Linked DNA regions of Homo sapiens: region 2 is linked to region 1. Evidence: read pairs that join two places in POLR2A ChIA-PET (ENCODE). Cell type or tissue: GM12878. All regions are shown on one strand. Links, peaks and the distances in the headings refer to the core of each region. The heading gives the core; the rest is flanking DNA. Region 1 overlaps JADE2 (jade family PHD finger 2). Region 2 has its middle 4.3 kb from the start of SAR1B.

What was found. Peaks named below come from ENCODE experiments on the same cell type or tissue, not always from the same donor. Only the 100,000 strongest peaks of a DNase experiment are listed, where the experiment ranks them.
Region 2: POLR2A ChIA-PET joins it to region 1 with 5 read pairs; 12 of 35 experiments call an interaction of 5 or more read pairs at or near these places.

What each region holds. Positions count from the first base shown.
Region 1 is chr5:134,527,405-134,530,309 of GRCh38, reverse strand. All of the region lies in intron 1 of JADE2 (jade family PHD finger 2), which reads right to left. Among named protein-coding and RNA genes, the nearest start is that of JADE2, 3.2 kb to the right of the region's middle. RefSeq lists a silencer at 2,631-2,690. In GM12878, for the core only: a CTCF peak has its summit at 2,584; no DNase peak of the experiment used is centred there; H3K4me3 peaks cover 2,500 bases; H3K27ac peaks cover 1,341 bases.
Region 2 is chr5:134,635,687-134,638,591 of GRCh38, reverse strand. No RefSeq gene overlaps it. Among named protein-coding and RNA genes, the nearest start is that of SAR1B, 4.3 kb to the right of the region's middle. In GM12878, for the core only: no CTCF peak of the experiment used is centred there; no DNase peak of the experiment used is centred there.

The DNA of each region.
Region 1 (2,905 bases), core at 264-2,763:
TGAGGCAGACCGCTAAGGCGTGTGTGTAATAAGATGCTAATACAATTTAATGATATTTCGGCTGGAAAACCTGTCCTCAGAGCCTCCTTGTGTTGGGAAGGCCAGACATTCAGAAAACAAGAGCTGCACACTCTTAAACCGCTTTAAACCGGGGTCACAGCCCCACTCTTTCCTATCTCTCATTAACTTTAATGCCTTCTCAGGGACAGTAATTGCAGTTACAAAAATGATTTTGTATACAGAGTAGAGGGCTGCTGCCTGGGATCCTCCAGTCGGCTTCCTGGACCTGCTTCTCCAAGTCTAGAGGAGCCTGAACCCTCCTGCAACACCAGCCATTGCCTGTCTGCAACTTCAAGTGTCCCAGAGGGGACTCAGCTCCCCTTGAAGACGCTGCCACACCCACCCTCCAGACCAGTTCTGGGGACGTACCAAGGGGATGGTGGGAGAATGAAAAGGCTCTGTCTACTTTGTTCTTCAGAACCTTCTCACCCTACTCTTTGCCCCAGAGAGGGCAGAGCTCCGTCTACTCGCTCCCATATCGGCTGCCTATTGGCACCTGCAGGATCCTTCTGATCCCTTCTGCAGAGAAGCGAGCTGGCTCTCTGGCCTAGCCTAAAGGTGAGAGATCAAAGGTCCAAGCTGCATCGGGGACCCTCCCCAGGTATAATAAGGATGACTAATACTAATCACGTGCTTATCACATGCCTGCTTTGGGCTTAGTCTTTTTTAGGTAATCACTTATTCTATACATCCACTATGAGATAGGTACTGTTATTAATCCCATTTGCAGAAAGTGCTCCTTGTAACAGAAGGAACTGAGGTATAGAGCCATTATGACAGTTGGTAACTGCACAGCCAGGATTCAAACCTAGGCTGTCTGACTCCAGAAGGTGTACCCCATCTCCAGTGGGCTGAAGTGTACAGGCCTACAAGTTCCAGGGTATGGGTATTCTAGATTCCTATGGGCTGTCTGAAAGGAGCTTTGAGCAGACCTACAATTGTAAGCTTTTGAGCCACATGGTAAGGGTCCTATCTGGAGGACAGGGCAAGCCAGGGGTATCCTGCTCCCCAACTCTGACCTGTTCTCCCCATCAGAGAACCTAAAGGGAGAACTGTGAGGTCCCAAAAAGCCTGCTGCATGTGCCATGAAGAATTTGGACTAGAAGCCTCTTACCTGTGTCATGAGCATAAGACAACTGCCTTCCTGTTAAGAGGAACACTAGGTTAGAGCCAGAACACCCTGCCTCCCAACCTCAAGGATGTGGGGGTCAGTGTCCAGGGCCTATACAGTGTCAATACTCCGTGGTGCATCTAGGACCTGGGGACTGGCAGTCCCACCTCACCAGTCCATGAAAGCTAAGTGGAGATTTCTGACAACCTCTTGGACCACTGTTACTGGCCCTTTAGCCAGGCAATTTAGGGAAAGGAAAAGCATTTTGGACGGGAAAACATTCTGGAAACATTTGCTGCATCCTGAGCCCAAACAACTCTATCCTTAAACACTTCATCTCCAAAAGTGATGGGGGGACCCTTGGCCAAACAATTTCAAAACCAATATTCACTGCAAGTCCTGCTGCCTGGGGCGAGGACTTCCCTCTGTGAGGCATTTGCTGCAGAACCAAATGCTTTTCCACTCAAAACAACAGCCAACAGCACTTGGGGCAACCTAGAGGGCTCCAGATCAAACAAACATCCCTTCCTCTACCATGCAAACTTGCTCAATAAATTATTCGCCCACTTCGGATCAAAGCCTGTTTTTGCAGCCTGTGACCCAAAAAGCAAATAGCATCTCTTAAACATGAAAGCCCTCCTCCCTGCCTGGGTCAGCTTTATTACTCATTCCTTCCCCCTTATAGTTATTCTGTTGTTATTTTCCTCCTCTGCTTGTTAGATGGCTCTGCGAGTCCCAGCCCGTCTAAGGAAGATGGGACAAGACGGACGGTGCGTTCATCTGGGGCCCTAAGGTGAGAAAGAAAGTCAGGGTAGGGGAGAAGCCCTGGGAACCCAGGAAACAAAGCCAGGCCCGGTTGGCAGCTCCATGCCGAGCCCTTTTGCCAAATGTCCTACTGGGAATTTTACCAGTGAAGGGAGGGAGTTAATGCCACTCCGAGAGGAGGGGCCAGGCGGCCCTACCACCTCCCAGGTCCAGGAATCAGTTTGCAAACATAAATGCTAAGGGGGCGTCCTGACAGCCTGTCTGGGATCAGAGCTCAGGGGTCCTCCTTCCAACAAAGGCAAGGCAGCAGGTCCCACTCAGCCCCTTCCTAGACGCTTTGGAACCGCTCTGAATGGAAACATGACACCTCTCGATGACCCCCTACAAACTCTGACCCGGGATACAACTTTGTGCCTCGGGATCCTGCAGAAGATGACCCAGGGGTGCTAGACGCAGCGGCGAGGTTTGGAAATCTGCAGAGACCAGAATCGCCGGCCGCAGTGTGCCTTCGGCATACGGCAAAGACACCCAGTGACCCTTCACCTCCCCCAGCCTCCAGCAAGAGGCCAGCAGCCAAGCTGGTAAAAAAGTGCCCAGGCCAGCGGCAGTGGCTGAGGGGATTGGGAGGGGAGTTGCGCGCGCCTCCAGCCCGCCCCTGGAGGCAGTCCGCGGGACCGCAGGCTGGAGGCGCGCCGGCGTGATTCCGACCGCCGGAGCCGGGAGGAGGAGCCGGAGGAGGCTGCGGGGGGCTCCGGCCCAGGCGAAGGAAGGGCAAGAGGCTGTTCGACCGGGGGCGGCGCCGGGAGGTGGGTGGGCTTAACACCCAGGTCGGGGGAGGGGTTTAAGAGACACCGGGAAGGGCAGCCGAGCCCCAGGGGCGGGTGGGGTGGTAGCTGTGTGTAGTAGGGGACAGGGCTGGGCCTCTGGAAGCTAGAGTGAAGCCTTCCTGGCTGTCTCGCAGGCAACCCC
Region 2 (2,905 bases), core at 101-2,600, 110 kb before region 1:
GAGATGGATTCTGGCTCTGTCACCCAGGCTGGAGTGCAGTGGCGCAATCTTGGCTCACTTCAACCTCTGCCTCCCAGGTTCAAGTGATTCTCCTGCCTCAGCCTCCCAAGTAGCTGAGATTACAGGTGTGTGCCACCATGCCCAGCTAATTTTTGTATTTTTAGTAGAGATGGGGTTTCACCATACTGGCCAGGCTGGTCTCCAACTCCTGACCTCGTGGTCTGCCTGCCTGGGCCTCCCAAAGTGCTAGGATTACAGGTGTGAGCCACTGCGCCCAGCCATGAAATCTTACAGATTCCAACCTTTACAGTTTCTCATAGGATTCCCTCTTTCTCTGTTCCCACTGACTCAACACAGGCCCTTGTTTCCTCTCACCTGTGTAATTGCAGCAGCCTCATTACTTATCTCAGCTTTCAGTCTTGACTTATTCCAATAAAATCTGCACACTGCTGCCAGAGGAAACATTTAAAAACACAATTCTGACCATGTTTCTGTTCTGCTCAAAACCCCCAAAAGGTTCTGCAGTTTGGGAGTCAAGGCCCCCAGTGGGCTAGGCCAAATCGATTCAGTTAAACTATAATACTTGCCTGGTGCTTTTCCTATATCTATTCCTTTTTGTATGTTATTTTCTCATGATATCATTCCTTCGGGATATTAGTCCCCATTTTACAGATGCAGGAACTGAAACTTTTGAGTGGCTAATGTTGGAACCAGTCTTTAACCTGTAGTCTGTAGCTAGATTAAGTTTTTCATTTTAAGTGTTTTATAAAAGTGTATAGAATGTTAATCTTTTTTTTTTTTTTTAAGAGACAGGGAGGGTCTCGCTCTGTCACCCAGGCTGGAGTGCAGTGGCACAATCATATCTTACTGCATCTTTGAACTCCTGGGCTCGTGCAATCCTCCTGCCTTAGCCTCCCAAGTAGCTGGGACTTCACATGCACACTACCACACCTCGCTAATTAAAAAAATTTTTTTTCAGAGATAGGGTCTCACTTTGTTGTCCGGGCTGGTCTCCAACTCCTAGTCTCAAGCAATTCTCCCACATCAGCCTTCCAAAGTGCTGAGATGACAAATGTGAGTCAGGGAGCTAGCTCTACCTCAAATTTTTAAAAGGCTGACCAAAATGCCAGGGATATCAGGAAAGAAAGCGTATCTAGGACAATAGCTGTAATCTTGAGGAGTTGAGGAGCCTTGTGAATTGCCTCAGGCCACATTAGTGTTTATTAAACCAAACAATTCAAGACTAGGTGAGTAGAGAGACTGTAGAGGGAAACCCAGACTGGAACAACAGGCTCTTCCACCGCAGATTAATGAACTCTAAAGAAACCCTTCTGGCCCGCTGCAGTGGCTCATGCCTCTAATCCCAGCACTTGGGGAAGCCGAGATGGGTGGATCACTAGAGGTCAGGCGTTCGAGACCAGCCTGACCAACATGGTGAAACCCTGTCTCTACTAAAAATACAAAAAAAATTAGCCAGGCGTGGTGGCAGGCACCTGTAGTCCCAGCTATTTAGGAGGCTGAGGCACGAGAATTGCTTGAACCAGACAGGCAGAGGCAACAGAGTGAGACTGTGCCTCAAAAAAAAAAAAAAAAAAAAAAAAGAAAACCCTTCAACGCCCAGAGGACAAAAATGTTCCTAGGACCCCTTCATGTTACAAATCATATTTATTAAGTACCTATTTTGTGCCAGGCCCTGAAAATAGGTTCAGGAGGGAAAAAAGTATATAGGGGCCATAACCTCAGGAAGCTTATGAAATGTCTGCTGGTGGTGTGATTATTTAAACAAATAATCACACATATACAATTATATAACTTCAGTGATTAAATTGTAAACCGAGCGCCGTGGCTTATGCCTGTAATCCCAGCACTTTGGGAGGCTAAGGCGGATGGATCACCTGAGGTCAGGAGTTCGAGACCAGCCTGGCCAACACTGTGAAACCCCCGTCTCTACTAAAACTACAAAATTAGCCCGGCATGGTGGGGCACAACTGTAATCCCAGCTACTCTGGAGGCTGAGGCAGGAGAATCGCTTGAACCCAGGAGGTGGCGGTTGTAGTGAGCCAAGATCGCCCCATTGCACTCCAGCCTGGGCAACAAGAGTAAAACTCGGTCTCAAAAAAAAAAAAAAAAAAAAAAGTAAATCATAAAGTTGCTGAGGAAGCTTGTTACCCAACCAAACTGGAGTCTGCTTCCCAATGCAGTAAGGCCTGACATCTATATGGGGGCTTTACATGAGGGTGTTTATTTGCAGGGCACCAAACAAGGAGAGTCTGTCAGCTCACACTTAAGACCTGACCTCCCCAATGGCTTACAAGCCAGAATTTTTTTTTTTTTTTTGTCAGTCTTACTCTCTAGCCCTGACTGGAGTGCAATGGTGCGACCTGGGCTCACTGCAACCTCCGCCTCCCAGGTTCAAGTGATTCTCTGCCTCAGCCTCCCAAGTAGCTGGGATTACAGGCGTGCACCACCACACTCAGCTAATTTTTGTATTTTAAAGAGAGATGGGGTTTCACCATGTTGGCCAGTCTGGTCTTGAACTCCCGACCTCAGGTGATCCGCCCACTTCGGCCTCCCAAAGTGCTGGGATTACAGGTGTGAGCCACTGTGCCTGGCCTAAGCAAGAGTTTTTAAAGGGAGGGGTAAATTTCAGAAAAGCAGAAGTTACAGGCAAAATTGTATATCAGTAAATGAGGTTATACATTGGTTTGGCCTAAAAAGATGGAATATCTTTTTTTTTTTGGTGGGGGAGATGAGGTCTCACTCTGTTGCTCAGGCTGGAGTGCAGTGGTGGGATCATAGCTCACTGCAGCCTGGATCTCCCAGGCTCAAATCAAGCAATCCTGCCACCTCAGCCTCCCAAGTAGCTGGGACTACAGGCATACAACCATGCCCAGCTAATTTTTTT